3 separate regions of the Homo sapiens genome follow, and regions 2 and 3 are each linked to region 1. The links are chromatin loops, found by intact Hi-C in ENCODE. Cell type or tissue: MCF 10A. All regions are shown on one strand.

Region 1 (8,000 bases):
TGGAGACTCTTTCTTTTTAAGTTTCCTTCCTATTATATCTCTCAAGGCATCCTTCTCTTAAAATTTTTAATTTAAAAGATGATGGCTTACCAAACTAGGATTTCCATTGTGTCCTCTGGGCACTAAAACCCTCTGAACCAAATTCTCAGGCAGGAATGAAGGATTATCTAAAGGTTATTAGTTCTGCTTGTGAATGACTGTGAAAGCTTGCTCTGTTTGTTTCCAAGAATACTGTCATTTCATAGCAGGTCTGTGTTTTCAAGTTACCTTTATACTAGAAGTAGAGGATTAAGACAATTATCTCAATAGATGAAATGAAAAAATACTTTATTTCACAGAACAATTTGTTTAGATTATTTAAAGAGTTATGTATGGAGATATAACCACAGGGACAGAACTTGCTACTTATGATATCAAAAATATATGCAGAATATTAAAGGCTTAGGAAGTGTATTTTCTAAAAACAATGGAACAATTACTATCGGCACTCAACCTTCATCTTCCTTTTCCGTTCTCTTAGAGTAAACTCCAGTAACCCATCACTGGGTCAAATCACATCTGTTTCCGTTCTGTCAGAATTATAAGCCTGATATTGGAGACAACAGTATAAGATACTTTAATTTGTTTCCCAATGAAATATCCTTACTGTACCTAGTTAATGTGCCAGAGGAGTTAGATTAAAAGTCATTTCACATTTAGTGTAGTTGAAGTTGTTTGGGGTTGGAAGAAGGTCTACAAAATATTTATTTGCCTTGGTTTTTAGGATAATCAAAGTATGGGATTTACGTAAGAATTATACTGCTTATCGACAAGAACCCATAGCATCCAAGTCTTTCCTGTACCCAGGTAGCAGCACTCGAAAACTTGGTAAGCCTTTAATAGGTCTTTTGGGGGAGATAAGAGTTTTTGTTTAAAAAAAAAAAAAAAGGCTAATTTCCAGTAACATTGATATGAAAAATTCTAATATGTGAAGTTCAAAAGATAAAAACTCAGAAGAATGTTTTTGGTTTGTGTATATTTTGGGGACAAAGAATTCTGATGATGATTCTTATGAAATGATCTATTTTTGTCTCTACATTTTAACCTCAGATCTACTCACCATCATCAGGACGTGCTAACTTAAGTTTCCTTTTTCCAGGATATTCAAGTCTGATTTTGGATTCCACTGGCTCTACTTTATTTGCTAATTGCACAGACGATAACATCTACATGTTTAATATGACTGGGTTGAAGACTTCTCCAGGTAAGATATTAGTCATTCAAATTCTCTTACCAGGAAAGCATTATGGGCTTTTTTTGGTAATGATAATTTAATGGGCTTTCTTCTAAACTGAACTTATTAAGCCATATGAGGACTTTGGCATCTTTGATTACATCCAGTGATAATTTCATAAGTGTACATTCCTTGTGATGATTTCATAAGTTAGCTGAATTGTGCTTTACATGGTGACTTTATTTTAATAGAGAGTATCTCCTGAAATTATGCCCTTTGGCCTATATTTAGAATTCTCTCAATTTTTTATTTAATAAGCTGTGGAGTAGATAAAGTGCTTCTGCTCAGCTTTTTTCCTCTTTAGGGGCTGCTGGTTAAAATTAGGGGGCTGAAATTTTCATACCCCCAAAATAGTTTCAGCCTATCTCAGCCTTCTCCTTAATGTTAGAGGCCCTTTTATTTCTAGATGTTTTCCCCAGCCTCACCTTTTTTTTTTCCTCAAAACTTTAAAAATAGAATCTGATACTTAAAACTAATAAATAAATGATAGTTTTAAAAAGAAAACCCAAGTTTCTCAAGCATGCTTTCCTCTTTTTTTTAATCCTCTCCCCTCCCTCTTCCAAATCACCAGCCTCAGGCATGCTTTAAGAGAGTTATTTGGGTTACATTATTTTTAAGAACATCAATTTCTTAAGCAACATCTTAGTAGCCTGGTTATTCCTCATCTATAGATCTTTCAAAAACACTTTGAATTCCATAACCAATCCTCAGAGTTACCCAGTTTCCACTAAAGTAAAAAGTGCTGATAAACAAGAAATCTCAAGTACAGAACTTGTTTTATTTTATTTATAGATAGATGTAGATATAGATATAAATTTTTTTTTTTTTTTGAGACGGAGTTTCACTCTGTTGCCCAGGCTGGAGTGCAGTGGTTCGATCTCGGCTCACTGCACCCTCCGCCTCCTGGGTTCAAGCAATTCTCCTGCCTCAGCCTCCCAAGTAGCTGGGATTACAGGCGCCCGCCACCATGCCTGGCTAATTTTTGTATTTTTAGTAAAGGCAGGGTTTCACCTTGTTGGTCAGGCTGGTCTCGAACTCCTGACCTCATGATCCACCCACCTCAGCCTCCCAAAGTGCTGGGATTACAGGCGTGAGCCACCATGCCCGGCCCAGAACTTGTCATTTTAGCTGAGATCTTACAGAATTTTCCAAAGATCACCCCAAGCAATCTTATTAGGACTTTAGTATCGGTGGCAGCATCATAGTCTGCATTTCTGATACTTTGCACTGGGTCTAGTTTTCTCTAAACAGGAGCAATAGTATTTAGAAAAGGGAAGAGGTGTTTCTTTTGCTATTTTCCTTAATGGAATCTGAGCTTGGAGAGCTGCTAATTTAGTTAGTCAAATAAAATAGACTTTTCAACATCTTTCCTTGAAAGATAAAGCGTGATCCTGATTATATTATCAGATGTACAAGAGCTCTTTCTATATAATTTTTGCTACAGTGTGGCACTGAAAAGGTCCTTGAGTTTAGTGTCCTGCTGTCCAACACTTCGCTAATAATTTAGTAAACCTTTTCTATGCTTCTATTTAATTTCATTTGCGCAGATGGATAGATAGGTAGATAGGTTAATAGATCGATTTATTCCTTAAAAATTGAATGACAGCTGGCCATGGTGGCTCACACCTATAAACCCAAGCCGAGGCTGGCAGATCACTTGAGCCCAGGAGTTCGAGACCAGCCTGGGCAACATGGTGAAACCTCATCTTGACAAAAAGATGCAAAAAATTAGCTGGATGTGGTGGCATGCACCTGTAGTCCTGCTACTTGGAAGGCTGAGGTAGGAGGATTGTTTGAGCCTGGGAGGTTTGAGTCTTCAGTGAGCCATGATCTTGCCACTGCACTCCAGCCTGGGTGACAGAGTAAGACCCTGTCTCAAAAAAAAAAAACTGAATGACAACTGTGTGTGTGTGTGTGTGTAACGTCTTGTAATTACTTGTCCTTTTCAAAACTTCTGAATCGATCTTGGATTCGATACTTGATCTACCATGCTTTGTATTATGGTGTTTATATGTTCATAAGGATGACTTGGTTGGAAGTACTTGAAAAGCCCAGATCACCAAAGCAAGATTAAATTGAGCTCATTAAAGCCAACATACATTTTAGGAGGATTTTTAGCAAGGTTTAAACATTTACAGTGCATATCATACCAGCCTTTCTTAGACCAGCAGAGGGCAATAAATACTTACAGGTGTAGTGGGAAATTCAGGCTAGAGTTTTCCATTCATAGTTGAGAGTTGAGGAAGATTAAAAATTACAGTTTTAGAACAATGTTCAGAATAAAGGAGCTTGTTTATTTTGCAGTGATAATAGGTGTATACAAATTGATTCATATCCTGCCTCACTTTCACAGTAAAAATGTCTGATGTGAGGAGTATTTGCTATGCCTGCATAGCTTTTTCCTTTAAAGCTATAAATACAAAGTTCTTTTCCAGCTTTATTCTAGAAAATGGAAGAGATTCCTGTGAGCACTTATGGGAAGCTGTTAAGTCCCCTACTAATACTTTTCTCTCTGGAGTGTGATTGTTTTTTCCTGCCTAAAGGTATCCTTAAATTCTCCAATAATTGAGATTTTTCTCTTGTATTTCCTAGTAGTGTTCTGATGTCAGAGGCCTCAGGTTTTGACCTTCTTAGGATAGAAGAACCTGTTAAGAACATATGCTAGATTGGGTTACCTGCCCTTTTGCCATTGAGAGTGAGAAGGCTAAACCTAATCTAGTGCCTTACATATAAACAGTTTACTCCACTAGCTCTTCCACCATTCAGTCTACTCAAAGTGCTGGATTAAAATGATTCTCACATCCCACATAAGCTATTAGTAAGTTTTAACCAGAACTCAAATGATACTTTTCACTGATTTTTTTTTTCCTTTTCATGGAACAAATGTTTGAGGATCTACTCTGTTCAAAGCACTATAAAGTCTAGTGAGGAAAAAGTAAGATATAAAATTTATCCTCAAGAGGCCTGAAGTCTAAGGGGAAATTAGATGAATATATTATGCAGTGGAAAAAATCCTACCCTGGGCTGGAGAGAGAGGGTCTTATAAAGGCATTTTACTGCAAGTTGGACATTGGCTGGATTCTTTTTTTAAGGAATGTTTTCCCTCCAATTTTTTTCTCTTGATATTGCCATTTTCGTACCAAGTACTCAGACTGAGTTCATGAGATTGGATCTAATATAAAGCTTCCTTCTAGGGTTTTGTTTTTCTGCCAATGTCTAGTTCCCTTGTATTTGATGGATAAAGCTAGATCATCTGCTTCAATAGGCAATACAGTGATAAAACTTGTTAGAATATATATGCTGTCTATATCCATTTGACCACTAGAAATAACAAGAGCCAAGTAATTTGGTTTTTTTCCTCTGGCAGTGGCTATTTTCAATGGACACCAGAACTCTACCTTTTATGTAAAATCCAGCCTTAGTCCAGATGACCAGTTTTTAGTCAGTGGCTCAAGTGATGAAGCTGCCTACATATGGAAGGTAAGTTGCTAAACTTCACCCACAAGTGTTAGACTGAAGTATTCTTGCAAATATTTGTTCTGTCCAATATGAGATAAGTTTAATGTAACCACGTGCTATACTATTCCTGCATCAGATATTTAGTAAAGGTTGCTCTTGGCTCTTAATATAGCTGAAACCTTACTCTACTACAGAATGTATGACACTTTCAGGGCCATAGCTTGTCAGAAATTGACAATTTGTATCCTCTGTTTCAAAAATTATTAGGAAATTGAGAATTCAGAGGGTGATAAGAACCTTAACTACTTTGTCCTGCATCCTGGAAAACATGCTATACTGACTTTCTGCCCTATGTTTTCAAACTCTCGTTCAGAATACAGTATTTTGATCCCTAGGATCCTGTGCTTGAATCACCCATGGAGCCTTGCACAAAACAGAAACTCAAAAATATTTTTATGATTAATTTATTCTTTATTCTCTCCTTACAAGTAGCTGATCTTCAGGCCACTAAAGTAGATATGGCTGCTTTATCAGATTTTTATATATTTAATAGCATTATTTACTAATCTTTTTTTTTTTTTTTTTTATTGAGATGGAGTCTCACTCTGTCGCACAGGCTGGAGTGCAGTGGCACGATCTTGGCTCACTGCAAGCTCCGCCTCCCAGGTTCACGCCATTCTCCTGCCTCAGCCTCCCGAATAACTGGGACTACAGGTGCCTGCCACCACGCCCGGCTAATTTCTTTTGTATTTTTAGTAGAGACGGGGTTTCACCATGTTAGCCAGGATGGTCTCGATCTCCTGACCTCGTGATCCGCCCAACTTGGCCTCCCAAAGTGCTGGGATTACAGGCATGAGCCACCATGCCTGGCCAATAATCTTTTAAATAACTTTTTTAATAACAGTAGTTCTAAAGTGTCTACTGTAAGCTAAGAAATTTAAAGCTGTCCATTTGAAGTCCAGTGGAGAAAATAAAAATGTTAGACAACAGGTAGCACTTGCTTATTACTGAAAAATGTCTCTTGAAGGAATAATTAATTATGGAAATGTTCTGGGAATTCAGAGAATGATCATTAAGGCATTGTTTACCCATGACTAAGAATTAATTATCTTCTAGATTTCCCTGTAACTTCATAAATGTCTTTGACATTGGTGAATTGAATGATTAGAGTTCACATATTTTGGGTTTTAAAGTCATAATGTCTAAAACTTCATAGATCCCATAGTTCCGATAGTATCAAATCCCTTCTCAAGAGAAAGTTATATCATTTTTTATCCTGCCAAGCTCTAGAAAGTAATATTGCTAATTTTTTTTAGGACAGGGGTAAAACCTGTTTAGTATGAAGCATAATTCTTCAGCTTAATTTCTTCCAATCCTGAGGGAAGTACAAAAGAAAAGTGATTTCTATATAACTGGAGTTGTGAAAATGCAACACTACTTTATTAAAATTTTACTAACAATATCCTAAATAGTCACAGGGTGGAAATATTGCTCTATCCAAGATGCTTCTATGTTGGGCCTGCCTTTTTCTACAAGCATATTTCTTTCTTTTGTTATATTTTTAAATGCCTATAAAGTATATACTTGACTCCATCACAAGATGGAGTTTCCTCTTTATAATATTCTTCTTACTTGAGATTTTAAGTTTAACAATGTTATGTCGCTGGCACTAATGCTCTGTCTTATATTTAAAATTTTCAGTTTCAAATTTGGTCTTAATGCTTATTTTGCTACCTTTTTCCTTTCTTCTTTGCTCACTGTCTTGCCTATGTTTCCTTCTCCACTTTGGCTCCCAACTTAACTAGAGGATTTTATTCCTACCACAGGTCTGTATCTTTTAAGGTTTGTTTCTTGTTAAAAAAAAAATTTTTTTTTCCAACATCACAAAAAGCATATAAGAATAATTCAAAAAATACTTATGTATTGATCATTCTTGTTAAATTATTAAGTTTTAATTATATGTACATAATTATGTATACAATTACATGTGTGTTGTATAGTTTCTTGATAGTTTTTAAATTCTTAATAAATTTTTAAATTATATATATACATAATTATGTGTATAATTATATATTATGTGTATCTTGTGTAAAGTTTTCTTGACAATTGTTAAAGTTCCTTCCTCTTCTCTAGTGCAAAGGCCTTTTTAAGATTTTGTTTCAGGGAATGAAGGTTGTGGGAATACTTGCCTTTAAAGATATACACTAAATATAGTTGGCCATTGTTTCTAAGCCATTTTCAGACAACCAATCAGTGTCTACCACATACAAGGGTTACCCTTTTTTAATTCCTAGGCTGGGTCACATGTCAGTGTTGAATGACGTGGTTCAGACGTGATGTTCTTCTGCCTGTCCACACATAACTCGGTGTACAGGCTCTGATATTTGAGATCCTGGCAAGCTTGCACCTCCTAAATTTGAATTTGCCTAGTGAGGTGGCTCAGTTTCTCTTTTCCATGATTAAAAAAAGGAGGAGTGGTATTTTAAGAGCAATTCCATTCAAGCTGAGTATCCAGGCTGTTAGATTGCTCTTCTACGTGTTCAAAAAGTCAGAATTCTCTTAAGTATTAGAATTTTTTCTATGCTAAAAAGCCAAAAGCCCATGGGCACAAGAAAACAAAATAGAAGGGAGTTTTGTATCTTAAGACAGAAGAGAATGGCCTCTTAATCCTCACTACTGCCCAGCAAAGAGGAAATATAATATATTCGGGCTGATATTGAGGCCCAAGACTTAAAAAGATTTAATATTATACCTTTTCTTTTTAATTTCCTAACTATTGTCTCACCCCCACCCCATCCTCTTTTCTCTGGTTTGTTTCTGATATAGCCACTGAATAGCATCGAAGTGGTTATAAATAAACTGATTTGGCATAGTCATTCTACCACTGACTGGTGAAACGTTGAGCCTGACACTTTAGGAAGTGTAAATGATCTCATGGCAGAAATAAAGATTAGACTTGGTTTCCAACTGGGCAGAGAAGAGATTTTGTGAGGAAAAGTGCTGATATTCTTTGTATGTTTCAGTACACAAAATAACTTTATGACATCTGTAAGTTAGAGCCACTTACTTCTAGAGGTACCTTCTTAGTTCTAGGAGATTTAACTTTGGGATTCCTTGTGCCTTGAATTAAAGTCTTTATTTTACAAAAAGTAGAATATGTAAGAGAGGACAGTCTTCTGTGTCTGAGCATCTCCAAAATGCATGGATATAAATGTCTCTTAGACTTAATAGTCGCCTTCCTACTTAAAAGGGAAAGGAAGCTTTAAAA
Region 2 (8,000 bases), 390 kb before region 1:
AAACGCACACTTTCTCAGTTCCTCACCACCACCACCATCTTTGCACCTGTGATTGCATTTGTCCAGAATACTGTCCAACCCACTCCCTTATCCACTCCAGTCATGTCTGCCCAGAGGACATAACGTGTCCTTCAAGATTCAATTCCAACTTTTTCTCCTGTAATCTGAGAAGCCTCTCTGGCGTACTTGGACAGTCAATCCTCCATCTACAGTGTTCATAGACCACTTTATACATAAATCAAAACTTATCATTATTTGTTTACATGGCTCTCACAGTAGCTGAACTCCGAACTGCTTATAGCCAGCATAAGTCCTGTAATAGAGAAGGCATGCAATAAAGCTTCGTTAAATAAAAATCTGCGAAAGCCCCTTATTAATAATTATGCAAGGATTTTGAGTGGGCCCTCAAGTACTCAATTGCCAAATGCCCCAGCTCTAGGCAGAGACGAAATATCTGGAAAGGAGCCATCCCAAGAGTATGGAATGTGGCTCCTACGCACATATGCTCATTTAACAAGTATTTATTGAGCACTTGCTATGGCCCAGGTATGATAGGTATTGACATGCTGGCTTTTCATTTAAAAAAAGACAGTGGAGCCCCAAAGACAATAATAAAGAGTAGCACAGGAGGCTGGGTGTGGTGTCTCATGCCTGTAATCCCAGCCTTTTGGGAGGCCGAGGCAGGCGGATCACCTGAGGTCAGGAGTTCAAGACCAGCGTGGCCAATAAGGTGAAACCCCGCCTCTACTAAAAATACAAAAATTAGCTGGGTGTGGCCAGTATGGTGAAACCCTGCCTTTACTAAAAATACAAAAATAGCTGGGTGTGGTGGCACGTCTGTAGTCCCAGCTACTTGGGTGGCTGAGGCAGGAGAATCGCTTGAACTTGGGAGGCAGAGGTTGCAGTGAGCCAAGATTGCACTACCACACTCCAGCCTGCTCAACAGACCGAGACCCTGTCTCAAAAAAAAAAAAAAAAAAAAAAAAAAAAAAAAAGTCCGGGCACGGTGGCTCAAGCCTGTAATCCCAGCACTTTGGGAGGCCAAGGTGGGCGGATCATGAGGTCAGGAGATCGAGACCATCCTGGCTAACATGGTGAAACCCAGCCTCTACTAAAAATACAAAAAAATTAGCTGGGTGTGGTGGCAGGCGCCTGCAGTCCCAGTTACTGGGGAGGCTGAGGCAGGAGAATGGCGTGAACCCGGGAGGCGGAGCTTGCAGTGAGCCGAGATCGCGCCACTGCACTCCAGCCTGGGCGACAGAGCAAGACTCCGTCTCAAAAAAAAGAAAAAAAAAAAGGGTAGCATAGGAATCACTCACATGACAAACCCTAAAGGTTGGCCAGAGTTAGCCCGCATCATGAGTGAGGGCAGGACAGCCCAGCAGAGACCACTAGACACCAGAATAGAAAGAGACACTGGGAGATGAGAAGCATGTGGGAGTCAAACAGGGACAGGTTACAGGGAACATCCTTTCCCCTATAACTTCTTTCCTTTTTCCTTCATATTCCATCCATTCTTTAAGTCTCAGCTCATGCCCAATTTCTTCTCTGAAATTTTTCCTGATTGACTTCAACCCACTATGATCTATCTTCTAATTACTCTTAAGAGTAATCAACTGTGTTTTTACTCATTTAGAATTATACTAGGCCATATTACTAGCTTCTCATGTGCATGTATCTTCTCTGCCTTATTAAATGGAAAATTCATCCTCCAACAAGTATAAATAGAGGCTGAGTCAGGTGCCAGATGCTGAGGATACCACAGTGAATAGGACAGACATATAGTCCTGTAGGTGGAAGAGATGGATGTAACCTAAGTACACAGAGAAACTCCACTGTGACAAATTGTGGCAAGAATTAAGAAGAAAACAAACGAAGAACTGAGATGATTCCATTTAAACAGAGAAAGAAGATGAGCAACTCTATAAGAGTGGGGCCAACCCTTGAACTTCTCGATAACCACTCTCCCCACACCCATGGTCTAATTCACTGTCTTCACACTTTTCTTGCTAACTGTGCTCATGTTGTCAGTTTTCATTTAAATTTGGTGAAATCTCAAATAAGAGAGTATTTGCACTTGCATTTTCTCCCACAGGCACTCTGTACATGTCCATAGAGACACTGATTGCTATTATTATTATTTTTTGAGACAGGGTATCACTCTATGGCCCAGGCTGGAGTGCAGTGGCACGATCACAGCTCACTGCAGTCTCAACCTCCTGGGCTTAAAGCAATCCTCCCACTTCAGCCTCCTGAGTTAGCTGGGATCACCGGTGCACATCACCATGCCTAGCCAATTGTTTTAACTTTTTGTAGGGATGAGGTCTCACTAAGTTGCCTAGGCTTATCTTGAACTCCCGGGCTCAAGCCTCTCAGCCTCCCAAAATGCTGAGATTTCAGGCGTGAGCCACCACGCCTGGCCTGATTAATTTTAATTTTAATTTTCTTTTTCTTTTTTTTTTTTTTTTTTTGTGATAGAGTCTCACTCTGTCACCCAGGCTGGAGTGCAGTGGCGCCATCTCGGCTCACTGCAACCTCCGCCTCGCGAGTTCAACAGATTCTCCTGCCTCAGCCTCCCGAGTAGTTGGCACTATAGGTGCAGGCCACCATGCCTGGCTAATTTTTGTATTTTTAGTAGAGACAGGGTTTCACCATATTGACCAGGCTGGTCTCAAACTCCTGACCTCAAGTGAACCACCCGCCTCGGCCTCCCAAAGTACTGGGATTACAGGTGTGAGCCACTGCATCCGGCACCTAATTAATGTTTAAAAGAAGCTACTTGAAGATTAATGAGCATCCCAGACTTAATGTGCCAAAAATCAAGTTCCTGATCTTCATCCCAAATTTGTTCTCCTCTCCATCTTCTTAGTCTCCAGTAACTAATGTATCTGATTTTGTTGCTGTTTGTTTGATTTACTGCAGTATTCCCAGCACCTAAAATGTGCCTGGAACAAAGCAGGAACCCAGCACTTGTACATCAAATGAATGGATGAATGAACAAAGCCATATTTCATTGCCCTCAGCTTCGTTTTTTTATGTTGCATTAAAGACCCACTAGAGGGCTGTACATCACTGCATAATAAACGAGGAGCTGGCGCCTGCGCGGCAGCACTACTCCGCCTGTCCCTACAGGAAATCCCCAGATTTGCATGTGTAGAATTTAAAATCAGACAAGACATTTGTGTATAAGTCTTATCTCCACAATTACTTGAAGCAATTTGAAGTCAGGGATTATGGCAATTCTTTCGAGTGATTAAAAAAGATTTCTAGAAAGAAAAAAGGAGAGATTCTTTGTTTATAACAATCAGAAGCTAAGAGATGCTTTTAAAAAAAAGATGCATGACATACTATATGCTCAACAAATAACCACGTTCTAGAACAAAGAATGAGGTGTTAGGCAGACTGTTCTTAACAGCCACATACCACGTGAGATAAACAGGACAAGATGTAGACTGAGAGACAGCTTCAGCTAAATGGCAGGCAGCTGGAGGATATGATGAGAAGAAAGTTATCTTTGAAACCAAACAGTGTTTAGTTAAGAGCTCCATCACATTTTAAAAGGCAATAGTTTTGAATTTATACCCAAGGGTACAAATTAGGGAAAAACATTTCTTTTCAATATAAGGATAAACTTTCAGACAAAGACAGACATTCATAATTTTCCATGTTTTTTCCTGTTACTTGTAAATTCAGGATATTTGTTATCTCTAAGAATATTCATCACCTAAATGTGATAAGACAAATGTTAAAACTAATTATGGACGGTGAGGCCTGCTAGAGTCTGAATGCTTGTGACCTCCCTAAATTCGTATGTTGAAACCTAACCCCCAAGGTAATGGTATTAAGAGGTGGAGCCTCTGGGGGAGTGATTAGTGCCCTTATATTAATACAAAAGGCCCCAGGGAGTTTGTTTGCCATGTGTTTGCCCTACCATGATGTGAGGACACATAGAGCATGCCATCTATGAGAAACGGGCTCTCATCAGACACTGAATCTGCTGGCACGTTGACCTTGGACTTTCCAGCCTCCAGAACTGCAAGCGATAAGTTTCTGTTATTCATAAATTACCCAGTCTAAAGTATTTTATTATAGCAGCCTGAACCACCTTGCACAGGACCATAATGTGTTTCTAAGGGACTTAGGAGGTTTTAGAGGACACGCCTACCTTTTCCATCGGGGGCAGCACAGTGATGGTAGGAGCAGTGAGCTTGAGCTCCAGGTTCCCAGGCTCTTCTAGTTCTGTCTTCTTTGTGTGTTTGTTGGTTTGTTTGCTCACTCTGTCACCCAGGCTGGAGTGCAGGGGTGCCATCTTGGCTCACTGCAGCCTCCGTCTTCTGGGTTCAAGCAATCCTCCTGCTTCAGTCTCCCGAGTAGCTGGGATTACAGTTACCCGCCACCATGCCCGGCTAATTTTTGTATTTTTAGTAGAGGTGGGGTTTCACCATGTTGGCAAGACTGATCTTGAACTCCTGACCTCAGGTGATCCTCCTGCCTTGGCCTCCCAAAGTGCTAGGATTACAGGCGTGAGTCACCGTGTCTGGCCTAGTTCTGTCTTAATGAGTTATGTGACCGAGGGAATCCATTTCACCTCACTGGAACACTGGGCTGTTTAGTCATTGGTCTGACCCCGAATGACAATTTTTGTTAAGTAGCTATGTCTGCATTAGCTTTTCAACATCCCTTCTCTGGGCTCTGTAAAATGAAGTTGTTGAACCCTTCCTGCTCTAAATGTTGTGATTCCATCCCCTCTCACCAAAACTTCACTGGAACTGCTGTGTAAATCAGCTCTCTCTATGTAGTATGATAATTGCTCTGAAAGAGCTTTGCCTAAAATGCAAAGAGGAGGACCCAGATTCTGATAAAGATGGCAGGGCATGGGGGTCAGGGCAAATGTTCCTGGGGAGGTGACACTTGAATCCCATCTAAAGGAGCAGTTGGAATTAGGAGAAGGGAAACTGTGGGTAAAAGCATGGAGGCCTGCTGTGAGCTGCAGGTTGGGTTGGTGGACCAAAGGGTACCTGTGGTTCGTTACCTGTAAGACAGGTGGATGGACAGGTGAGCAGGAAGACCCAAGAGTTGAGGAAGTCTACTGAAGGTGATGGACTCACAGTGGAAGCTTTGAGCAGACGAGCACTACTAGATGTGTGCTGTAGAAAGACTTCTCTGGTAAAGAGTGAATGCAGGGCATAGGAATACAGCGTGGGAAGCTATCGCAGCAACCCTGGGGAAATGACACTGGCTAAACTGAGGCAATGGCTGTGGGAATGAAGAGGGGAGTCCAGAAATGCCTGGAAGGTGGGTTAGATGAGACATGGTGATCAACTGTACATAAGGTAAACGGAGGGAAATTCCTGGCTTGAGTGACCAGATGGATGGTAGCGTAGTTCACCACAGGAGGAAATGCTGGGGCAGGAGCAGCTTGGGTAAAGCTGATACTGAGTTCATGTTGAGCCCCAAAGGCCTATGAGGAGCTAGCTGGCCAACACGCAGTTGGATACAAGGTCTCAACAGATTGGTCTAGGCCAGAGACAGAGAGCTGGGAGGTGATAACAGAAGCCACGTTTGAAGATGAATATGCCCCAAGAGTGGCAGAGCAGGAAGGGAGAAAGGAAGGAACCCTGGAGGTTATTCTGTGCAAGCAGAGGAAGAAAACTCAGTGAAGGAGACCAAGGGAAGCATCCAGGGGAGTAGGAGAGAATATGGAAAAAATTGTCACACAGGTTCCCATAGAAGAAATGGTTTCCAGAATGCAGAAGTGGTCCATGATGCCAGATGTTGCAGAAAGAGCAAATAAGGTAAGGGCAGAGTTGTAAACACTCGTTTGGTCATTTGGAGAGTATAGCAACCTCCCTAAGAGCATTTGCAAGTTGAGTGGGGCTGAAGCCAGCCAGCAGAAGTTACAGTGGGACAAGATAGTGAGGGGGGTTGATAGAGTGTGTGTGGACAGCCTGGTCAGCCTTCCAGAGCAGCTGTGGGACCTGCCCTCCTGCCTGTTTGCACCTTGTTCCTGTGCCCCAGGAGAAAAAGAATCCTGCCCAGGAGGCCTCCCACCCCGACATAGGAGGGCACCACCCACATGGCATCAGCCTGCAGCTGATTTCATATTCCATGCTCATGACATAGTACCTTATAGGACATGTCACAACTCACGCCTTCCCCTTATCCGCCATCGGTGAGTTCCCCAAGCAAGCTGTGCCACCATGAAAGTGGTGATCACACCAATCTGAATGCAACCCAGCCCAGACCTTGGGAAGGGCTAAGGGAGTGGGGAAAAGGCGACAGGTGGCTGAGCATCTGCTTAGTGTGAGGAGGGTTCAGAAGGAAGTCAGTGATACAGGGCAGGCAAGGTCGAAAGTGGAGCGTAGCCTGCTGGGTTCCTGGCTTTGCCCAGGAAAGAATTCAAGGGCAAGCCAGAGGTAGAAGAAAGCTTTATTGAAGAAGCAGTGTTACAACTCCATGACTGCTCCTGCGGAGGAGGGCTAACTTAGGCAGGGAGTAGCGGCTCAGGGCAGTTTTGCAGTCATATTTATGCCCACTTTTAACTGCATGCAGATTAAGGGGCAGTTTATGCAGAGATTTCTAGGGGAGGGGTAGGCACTTTTGGGTCATTGGGTCATTACCATGGAAAGGGGTGGTAATGCCCAGGTGTTGCCATGGCTACAGTAAATTGACATGTCTCAGTGGTGGGCATGTCTGATTCAAAGCTGCTTTCACCCCGGCTCTGTTTTAGCTAGTCCTCAATCTAGTCTGGTGTCCAAGCCCCACCTCTGGAGTCGAGTCCCACCTCCTACCTCAAGACAAGAAACTTTTGTTTTGACTTTCAGGGGATAGAACAGAAAGACATAAGCACCGGCATGGGCCTATTCCACAGCCAAGGCAGGCAATGAGCTCTCAGGTACTTGCAACAAACTCGAGTGTGCATTCGGTCCAGGAGGAAGAGCCCGCACCCTTTTTTGTTGCTGTTCAGTGTTAATCCTTCGGTGGAACCCACCAGGACAGCAGTCTCAGTGCTGTTGTTTTTGACAGGGAGAACATCCCAGGGCAGAAAGGAAAGCCTAAAGCTACAGCCTGTTCCTCTAGTTCTTAGAACAGCTGGTTACTGAGCTCTCAGGCCAGACACTGGGTAAGCATCATCTTATTCTGTTTCACAACAGCCCATAGGAATTTACCAATGAGAAACTTGAGGCACAAAGACCTTAAGTATTTGACTCAGGGTGGTGAGTGGCAGATAAAAACTGAAGACCAGCTGGGATCTACTCGAGATTCAAGATCTTGAAAGCTAGCTTATGTGGCTTACCTAGTTTAAGATGTTGGCCAGGCGCAGTGGCTCACACCTGTAATCCTGGTACTTTGGGAGGCTGAGGGGGGCAGATCACAAGGTCAGGAGTTCAAGACCAGCCTGACCAATATGGTGAAACCCCGTCTGTACTAAAAATACAAAAATTAGCCAGGTGTGGTGGTGGGCACCTGTAGTCCCAGCTACTCGGGAGGCTTAGGCAGGAGAATCGCTTGAACCCAGAGGGCAGAGGTTGCAGTGAGCCAAGATTGCACCACTGCACTCCAGCCTGGGCGACAGAGCGAGACTCCGTCTCAAACAACAACAACAACAACAAAGATGCAGGGGATTTTTAAAAAAACAACAGCAAAAACCCAATTTCCAGTTTAGGTTCTGTTGTGATAGCTGTGCTGTGAGGCCTGGCATCTAGCCTCTGACCAGACTTCACCATCCTTGCCAGATCCCGGAGAGCTTGTCCACTGCAACAGTGCAACACGCTAAGGGCTGTGTGGCGGCACAGGGGCTCTGAGCTCCTGACCTGAGTCATGGGGACCTGAAGGCTGACACCCAGCCCTATACCTACAAGCTGGGTGAGACCCCTGGCAGTTGCCTACACCCCTGCTGAGACCCAGTACCTCCCTGTAAAATGGGGGAAATAATGCCTGCCTCACAGGGTTTCGATGAAGGGTGAGTGAAATAAGGTATGTAGTGTCTGACGTGCTTA
Region 3 (8,000 bases), 710 kb after region 1:
ATTTTAGTTCCTAAAAAGGTCTGAAACAAGTATGACAAAATGTGATTAACACTTAAATATGGGTGGTGGGAACAGAGATGTTCATTATGTTGCATTCTTTATTTTCTATATTTCTTTCAAATATGTGAAATATTTCGAAGAATAAAATAATCACACTGCCCTATGTATGCAGAATGAAATGGAAGAGAGCAAGAGTGAAACAAGAAGACCTTCTAAGAGAGCATTTGTAGAAATCCTGGCTAGAGTGATGGTAACCTAGAATAGAGATGACAATAACAAAATGAAGAGAAGTCAACGAATGTGAGATTATATTAAGAACAATTTATGGGACTTATTGATGGACTGGGTATGAGGAGCTTGACAGAAGAAGGAATCAAGGTTAACTTCAGCTAAAGCAACATGTAGGCATAGATGCCACTTACTCAAACAGGGAAAGGTGGCAAAGGAACCAGTTAGGGGGCATGAAAGAATCCTGTTTTATGTTCATCTTTTATTTCTCCTACTCAGACATAAGCTCTTTATGGGGAGAATCTGTCTGCTTTATCTTTGTATCCCCCAAAGTTCATAATGTAACTAAGTTGAATCAATGTTATACACACTGCCTAGTTTTGAAAAACAGACAACCCTCTTTAAAAGCGTCAGTTTTCGCTCTCTCCTCTCTCCTCTCTCTCCCCTCTCCCCACGGTCTCCCTCTGATGCCGAGCCGAAGCTGGACTGTACTGCTGCCATCTCGGCTCACTGCAACCTCCCTGCCTGATTCTCCTGCCTCAGCCTGCTGAGTGCCTGCGATTGCAGGCGCGCGCCGCCACGCCTGACTGGTTTTCGTATTTTTTTGGTGGAGACGGGGTTTCACTGTGTTGGCCGGGCTGGTCTCCAGCTCCTAACCGCGAGTGATCTGCCAGCCTCGGCCTCCCGAGGTGCCGGGATTGCAGACGGAGTCTCGTTCACTCAGTGCTCAATGGTGCCCAGGCTGGAGTGCAGTGGCGTGATCTCGGCTCGCTACAACCTCCACCTCCCAGCAGCCTGCCTTGGCCTCCCAAAGTGCCGAGATTGCAGCCTCTGCCCGGCCGCCACCCCGTCTGGGAAGTGAGGAGCGTCTCTGCCTGGCCGCCTATCGTCTGGGATGTGAGGAGCCCCTCTGCCCGGCTGCCCAGTCTGGAAAGTGAGGAGCGTCTCTGCCCAGCCGCCATCCCATCTAGGAAGTGAGGAGCGCCTCTTCCCGGCCGCCATCCCATCTAGGAAGTGAGGAGCGTCTCTGCCCGGCCGCCCATCGTCTGAGATGTGGGGAGCGCCTCTGCCCGGCCACGACCCCATCTAGGAAGTGAGGAGCGTCTCTGCCCGGCCGCCCCGTCTGAGAAGTGAGGAGACCCTCCGCCTGGCAACCGCCCCATCTGAGAAATGAGGAGCCCCTCCGCCCGGCAACCACACCGTCTGGGAAGTGAGGAGCGTCTCCGCCCGGCCAGCCGCCCCGTCTGGGAGGGAGGTGGGGGGTGGGGTCAGCCCCCCTCCCGGCCAGCCGCCCCGTCTCGGAGGGAGGTGGGGGTCAGCCCCCCGCCCAGCCAGCCGCCCCGTCCGGGAGGGAGGTGGGGGGGTCAGCCCCCCTCCCGGCCAGCCGCCCCATCTCAGAGGGAGGTGGGGGGGTCAGCCCCCCGCCCGGCCAGCCGCCCCGTCCGGGAGGTGAGGGGCGCCTCTGCCCGGCCGCCCCTACTGGGAAGTGAGGAGCCCCTCTGCACGGCCAGCCGCCCCGTCCGGGAGGGAGGTGGGGGGGTCAGCCCCCCGCCCAGCCAGCCGCCCCGTCCGGGAGGGAGGTGGGGGTGTCAGCCCCCCACCCGGCCAGCCACCCCGTCCGGGAGGGAGGTGGGGGGGTCAGCCCCCCGCCCGGTCAGCTGCCCCATCTGGGAGGTGAGGGGCGCCTCTGCCTGGCCGCCCCTACTGGGAAGTGAGGAGCCCCACTGCCCGGCCAGCCGCCCCATCCGGGAGGGAGGTGGGGGGGTCAGCCCCCCGCCCAGCCAGCCGCCCCGTCCGGGAGGGAGGTGGGGGGGTCAGCCCCCCGCCCGGCCAGCCGCCCCGTCCGGGAGGGAGGTGGGGGGGTCAGCCCCCCGCCCGACCAGCCGCCCCGTCCGGGAGGGAGGTGGGGGGGTCAGCCCCCCGCCCGAACAGCCACCCAGTCCGGGAGGTGAGGGGCGCCTCTGCCCGGCCGCCCCTACTGGGAAGTGAGGAGCCCCTCTGCCCGGCCGCCACCCCGTCTGGGAGGTGTACCCAACAGCTCATTGAGAACGGGCCATGATGACAATGGCGGTTTTGTGGAATAGAAAGGGGGGAAAGGTGGGGAAAAGATTGAGAAATCGGATGGTTGCCGTGTCTGTGTAGAAAGAAGTAGACATGGGAAACTTTTCATTTTGTTCTGTACTAAGAAAAATTCTTCGGCCTTGGGATCCTGTTGATCTGTGACCTTACCCCCAACCCTGTGCTCTCTGAAACATGTGCTGTGTCCACTCAGGGTTAAATGGATTAAGGGTGGTGCAAGATGTGCTTTGTTAAACAGATGCTTGAAGGCAGCGTGCTCGTTGAGAGTCATCACCACTCCCTAATCTCAAGTACCCAGGGACACAAACACTGCGGAAGGCCGCAGGGTCCTCTGCCTAGGAAAACCAGAGACCTTTGTTCACTTGTTTATCTGCTGACCTTCCCTCCACTATTGTCCTATGACCCTGCCAAATCCCCCTCTGTGAGAAACACCCAAGAATGATCAATAAAAAAAAAAAAAAAGGAAAAAAAAAAAAGTGTCAGTTTTCAAAGACATTTTATATCACTTAATATTACAATAAAGGAAAAAAAACTTTCAAGAGGTTCCCACAAAAGTTTTCCTATGCTGCTGATTCAGACTTTTAAGGCCCATAGAAATTTATGCTTTCCACTTTCTTACTAAGCCATTTTAATCAGTTTCATATGATTCTACCAGTTCGGTAGATTATAAGGTATACAATACTATAATGTATACTATTATAAATGGGATGCAATTTATAATAGGGTTATTATTATACAATATATCCTTATAAACTACTAGTCATGTATTGTTTTGGTTATATAGTTTATACAGCCCCTTATGTGGCTTGGTTATACTACCACCTAGATAAGTAGGCAAGACATTCTGTAATATTTAGTGCAGAGCTGGAATTCACGCCTAAAGCATCAGGCGGCAAATCCAGAATTCGTCATTTTACTAATAATGAAACTGATGCTTGAAGAAGTCAGGTGACTTGGCCAAAGATATAAAGCTAATAACTGTAGGCTAATTTTGCTCTCCTTAAGGAACTGATGCTATTCTAAGCTTGTTAACATTATGAAAATGCATAATGAAAAAACTCAAAATTTATCCAAAAGACAGATTCTAATTCTTTTGCTTACTTTTGAAGTCTGAATCATATGATACAGAAGATTCTTCCACTAATACTACATAATCAGAACAGTGAAAGTAAAATCACATTTCAAAGGGTCATTAACTAAGTGTGTTTTCCCTACGATAAAACGGTAACCAAGTTTCTTTAGAGGGAAATTAACTGTATCTAAAAAGTAATACTTGAGTATATCATAATACCACAAGTTTCAATTACTGTTTTTTTGTTATTCAAAACCAAAACAAGTATATGTCAACCACTGCATATTGGCAACTACCCCTTTTTAGTGAACCATGAAAACTGAGGAGTGTTAGGTCCTAGGTCAATTTTTAATGTCAAACACAATAAGTGATGTGATTTTAGTCAACTTCAGAGTAGCTTTATGCTTATACTTCCCCCCCTCTCAGTTTATCCCATTAGCTTAGGATATTTGGGGAAGGTGGAGGAACATATTAAAGAGTAGTTCAGAATTCAACAAAGTACTCAAAGCTTTAAGTATAAATATCCCATATAAATAAATCCGGGATTTAACTGTTTTATCCTAACAGTTTAGAAATGTCATTTTAAGTGCCAAAAGGAAATTCCAAAAGGACTCTTAGAAAAACTGTTATAAATTTTTAAATGTGAGAATACAGTCATTTGAAAATATACATAATCCACATTTTTAGCAATGCTAGTTCTGCTGCTGGATTTACATAAATTTGTTTGTGTCAAGTTTATTTCTCCCTGTTGTATGGGATACATATAAATGGAAACAAAACTGAGTTCAAAGGCATAATGAGTATACTTATTTCTTCTTAAATTCAATATATTTTTATTTGATTTTAGAAATAATGAGAAACCAATGATGGTTACTGCACCAGGTGTGACACTATGAGAGAATGCTTTAATAGTATAGCTTTGGCTGTAATGCAAAGAATAGATAGTACAATGACAGAGATAGGAGGGTATTAGAAGTTAGAGATGGGTATGTGTTATAATAGTCTGGGTCAGGCAAGAACTTTATAAAAGCTCAGATTCCGGGGTAACACCCCTGGAATTCTGAGTCAATGGGTGTAAAGCTAGTCCTCTTAATTCTAGATGAAATGCTAAACATGAATGACTGGTAGGAAGTTAAAGCATCAAAGGGAGAATATCCTTGATGCTGACCCTTTTAGAAGAATATCAGAAACCCATAAAAATTATAAGCAGATGCTTCATTTTTACCACAAATGGATACTGACTCACCTGGATCAGGGTCATATTTTAGGTCCAGTGGATGTACAACAGGGTGGTACTGCTTCTAAACATAACATAAATTAAAACAGATTTAATCACTTAATGCTTCATATAAACATCTCTTTCAGCTAATATGGGAGATATACTATAGAGTCAGTACCATTCTTTTGAGGAAAAAAAATTAAATCCTACTGTCTGTAGGGAAGAGGAGGTGAGAAGGTAAAACCAAACTAAGTCTGAATTATGTCTTTTACAGTACTGCCACCTGCTGCATATACTAAGAAGTGGCACCATAAAAAAGTATAATCAGAAAAAGCAATCAAGCAAATTAAAAGCATAGAAACTGAATTTTATGTTTAAAGTACAGGGTAGTCTCCAATTATGAAGGGACTGTGTTTCAAAAGTTCATTCAGGACAAGTGTTTAGAACTCAAAATGCATATTTCCATGAAAACTCAGTTCTAAAAGGTGGCGAGGCTACATTACCACCACACTAAGCCTATATATCCTGCGACACACTGAAATTATAGTAGCAGAATTACTGGCACAGAATCTACAATGCAGGCAAAAAGAAAGAGGAAATTGCTCTTCCTTATTCTTGCCCAAAGCCAGCAGAAGCCAAAAAGGTTAAAAGAAAGAAAACAAGAAGAAAAAAAGGTCTTCAGCCAGCTGTGGTGACTCACACTTGTAATTGCAGCACTTTGGGAGGCCCAGGCAGGAGAATGTCTTTTGCTCAGGAGTCTGAGACCAGTCTGAGCAACAAGGAGGGAAGAAGGGAGGAAAGACGCAGGGCAGGGCAGGGCAGGAAAAAATTTTGAAAAGGTCTTTGGTATCCTCACCTTATCTATTTTGCATTACTTTTTAAACTACCACAGCAGTACCTCACCTAGGCCAGCCATCTTTCTTTTCTGCAATATTGATTACTAGTTTTGGGGGTTTAGGGGTAGTGGGGCAGTAACAAGGGCAACACTGAAAAATACACTTTCAATGTTTTTCCTGAAAAAAACTTTCAAGTGGGAGGGGTGGGGGAAGTGATGGAATGCGGTATTTGAGAACTGCTATAAAGAAAATTAAAAATTCTGCTCATGAATACTGTTTTTCACAGAATAACTAAAATGTTTTAGATACAATATTAAGCCGGGCATATAATGACCTGAAACAATCCTGAAACTGAGGCAACTAGAAGATTTATATGTGAACATTTATGTACTAATTTCAAAAACTAAAGGCAATAGTATAGCACAATCTAAACACAACATGTACCTCACTGGAGGGACAATGCTATTCCCAGCAAACCTCCCCTCCCCACCAAGGGAAGATTTGGGTCCAATTTTCTTGTGGATTTCCTATTTTTTATTTATTCTAGTCCTAATAAATCTGAAAAGATGAGGGTGTGATATGGTTGGTCATTGATATCTATAGTAATTATAAGAAGGAAGTCTACGGCTCTGCTTGTCTAAAAAGCTCGTGCTGAAGGAGCTGAATTCCTGGTCTTGTCACCCAGATGTTCATGATTTTTGCAGCAAAACAAATTACACCCAATTCATAAAGCAAATTTCAGTGTTATGAACAGGTACTAAAACAATCTTCATCATCAATTTAACTAAATGGTCTTCCAAAATATACAAACATACAAATATATGCCAAAAAAAAACAACAAACAGAAAGAAAAGTGTTAAAAGAAAAGCTTCTTTTTCCATCCTTGTCTCAGAATCATAAAGTCATTGTCAGTCTTCCATCACCAATTTCAATTTTAACCACTCACTATAACTTTCATTTTTTTCATTTTTGAACCAGTGTGTTCAAAACACAGTATAGTATGACTATACTATGTCATAGTACAACTTAGAAGAGTAAAGTCTTACAAGAGACAAACAATACTAATTGAGGCAGGAAAGAAAAAGACAACAAAATGTCACTTATCTCCACGTAGAGCCTTATATTTTAATGTTTTTATTGTGGTAAAATATACTATAACATTTTAAAGGCAAATCATCTTACCAGAATTTCTTGTTTTGCTTTTATGGTTTTGATGACACATTCCAGGATCTTTCTGGGATACTGCTTACGTTTTGTGGCTATATCTACTATGATTTCATCAAACTGATCTTCAAGTACTTTGATGTCAGAATCTATTTGAGAAAAAAAAATGTATATATAAAAAGTTCCCTAAAACTCATTGTTTACATTCTGTATGGAAATGTGCTATAAACTAAATTTAGAAAACACAAAATAATGAAGGAAAACAAATATGGCAAGTTAATGAATGCCCCCACTTTGGTGATTAATTTATTTACGCATTGAACAATCAATTATTGAGCATCTATAAGAAGCCAGGCCTAAACAAGAGAAATACAAAGATGAGCACAACATGATTCCTACTCTCTAAGAGTTCACAGTTTGCTGAAAGAAACAGACAATTGCAAGGCAACCTGATAAGTGCAATAGAGGTATGAGCAAAATGCCATCAGGACACAGAACAATGGAAAACTGACTGACTGTGAAATATAAGACTTTAAAGAAGTAACATTTGAGCTTGAAATAGAAGTATAAGTCCAATGGATAAAAAGTGGTACGGGAAAAAAGGAATAGGGAGAAGCATTTTAGGCAGTGGAAACAGTATTTGCAAGATCCTAGTCTTTGGAGACCTGAGAAAAGTTCTAAATGGCTACAGAATAAAGTAAAGGAGAAATGGATGATAAAATATATAAGAACCAGGCTGTAAAGGGTATTTAATATCAGGGATGCTAAGAAGTTTTGACTTATTATGAACTGACCCAAAGCTATGACAGTAGCAGTGAGTGGAGTAACTAGATCTGAAATAGGACTCAACTGGATTGATGGTAGGAAAAACTGAAAGATACAGTGAGTTTAGAGTTTCTTTCATTTAGCTAACTCTACTTTATCATATGCTTTTTCATGTTTTAAAACAGTGATTCTCAAATGTTAGAAGAATCACCTAACGAGTATGTTAGGAGTACAGATTTTTTTTTTAATACTTTAAGTTCTAGGGTACATGTACACAATGTGCAGGTGTGTTACATATGTATACATGTGCCATGTCGGTGTGCTGCACCCATTAACTCGTCATTTACATTAGATATATCTCCTAATGCTATCCCTCCCCACTCCCCCGACCCCACAACAGGCTCCAGTGTGTGATGTTCCCCAACCTGTTTCCAAGTGTTCCCATTGTTCAATTCCCACCTATGAGTGAGAACATGCGGTGTTTGGTTTTCAGGAGTACAGAATTTTGATTCAGTAAGTCTGAGATGGGGCCCAGAAATGAAGCACCCTAGATGAAAGGAATGTAGGTGATCCATCTAACTTTATTTTGAAAATCATTTTAAAGAGTAAAAATACTAAGTAGTTACAAATACTAAAG

The links. A loop is a pair of places that touch in the nucleus more often than their neighbours do. Peaks named below come from ENCODE experiments on the same cell type or tissue, not always from the same donor. Only the 100,000 strongest peaks of a DNase experiment are listed, where the experiment ranks them.
Region 2: it touches region 1 in a loop (11-fold over the local background); 14 of 110 quality-filtered maps call a loop at or near these places.
Region 3: it touches region 1 in a loop (8-fold over the local background); 10 of 110 quality-filtered maps call a loop at or near these places.

The regions. Positions count from the first base shown.
Region 1 is chr1:212,067,461-212,075,460 of GRCh38, forward strand. It overlaps DTL (denticleless E3 ubiquitin protein ligase adapter), which reads left to right. Exons shown (of 15, transcript NM_016448.4): 9 at 764-867; 10 at 1,139-1,243; 11 at 4,641-4,753. Among named protein-coding and RNA genes, the nearest start is that of MIR3122, 6.2 kb to the right of the region's middle. In MCF 10A, a CTCF peak has its summit at 3,467 (motif pointing right); a DNase peak (open chromatin) is centred at 3,451.
Region 2 is chr1:211,677,830-211,685,829 of GRCh38, forward strand. NEK2-DT (NEK2 divergent transcript) reads left to right here. Exons shown (of 4, transcript NR_148994.1): 3 at 7,737-7,977. Among named protein-coding and RNA genes, the nearest start is that of NEK2-DT, 6.1 kb to the left of the region's middle. In MCF 10A, a CTCF peak has its summit at 3,069 (motif pointing right); a DNase peak (open chromatin) is centred at 3,102.
Region 3 is chr1:212,777,747-212,785,746 of GRCh38, forward strand. NSL1 (NSL1 component of MIS12 kinetochore complex) reads right to left here. Exons shown (of 6, transcript NM_015471.4): 3 at 6,617-6,747; 4 at 4,626-4,680. Among named protein-coding and RNA genes, the nearest start is that of NSL1, 10 kb to the right of the region's middle. In MCF 10A, CTCF peaks have their summits at 4,878 (motif pointing left) and 5,088; a DNase peak (open chromatin) is centred at 4,875.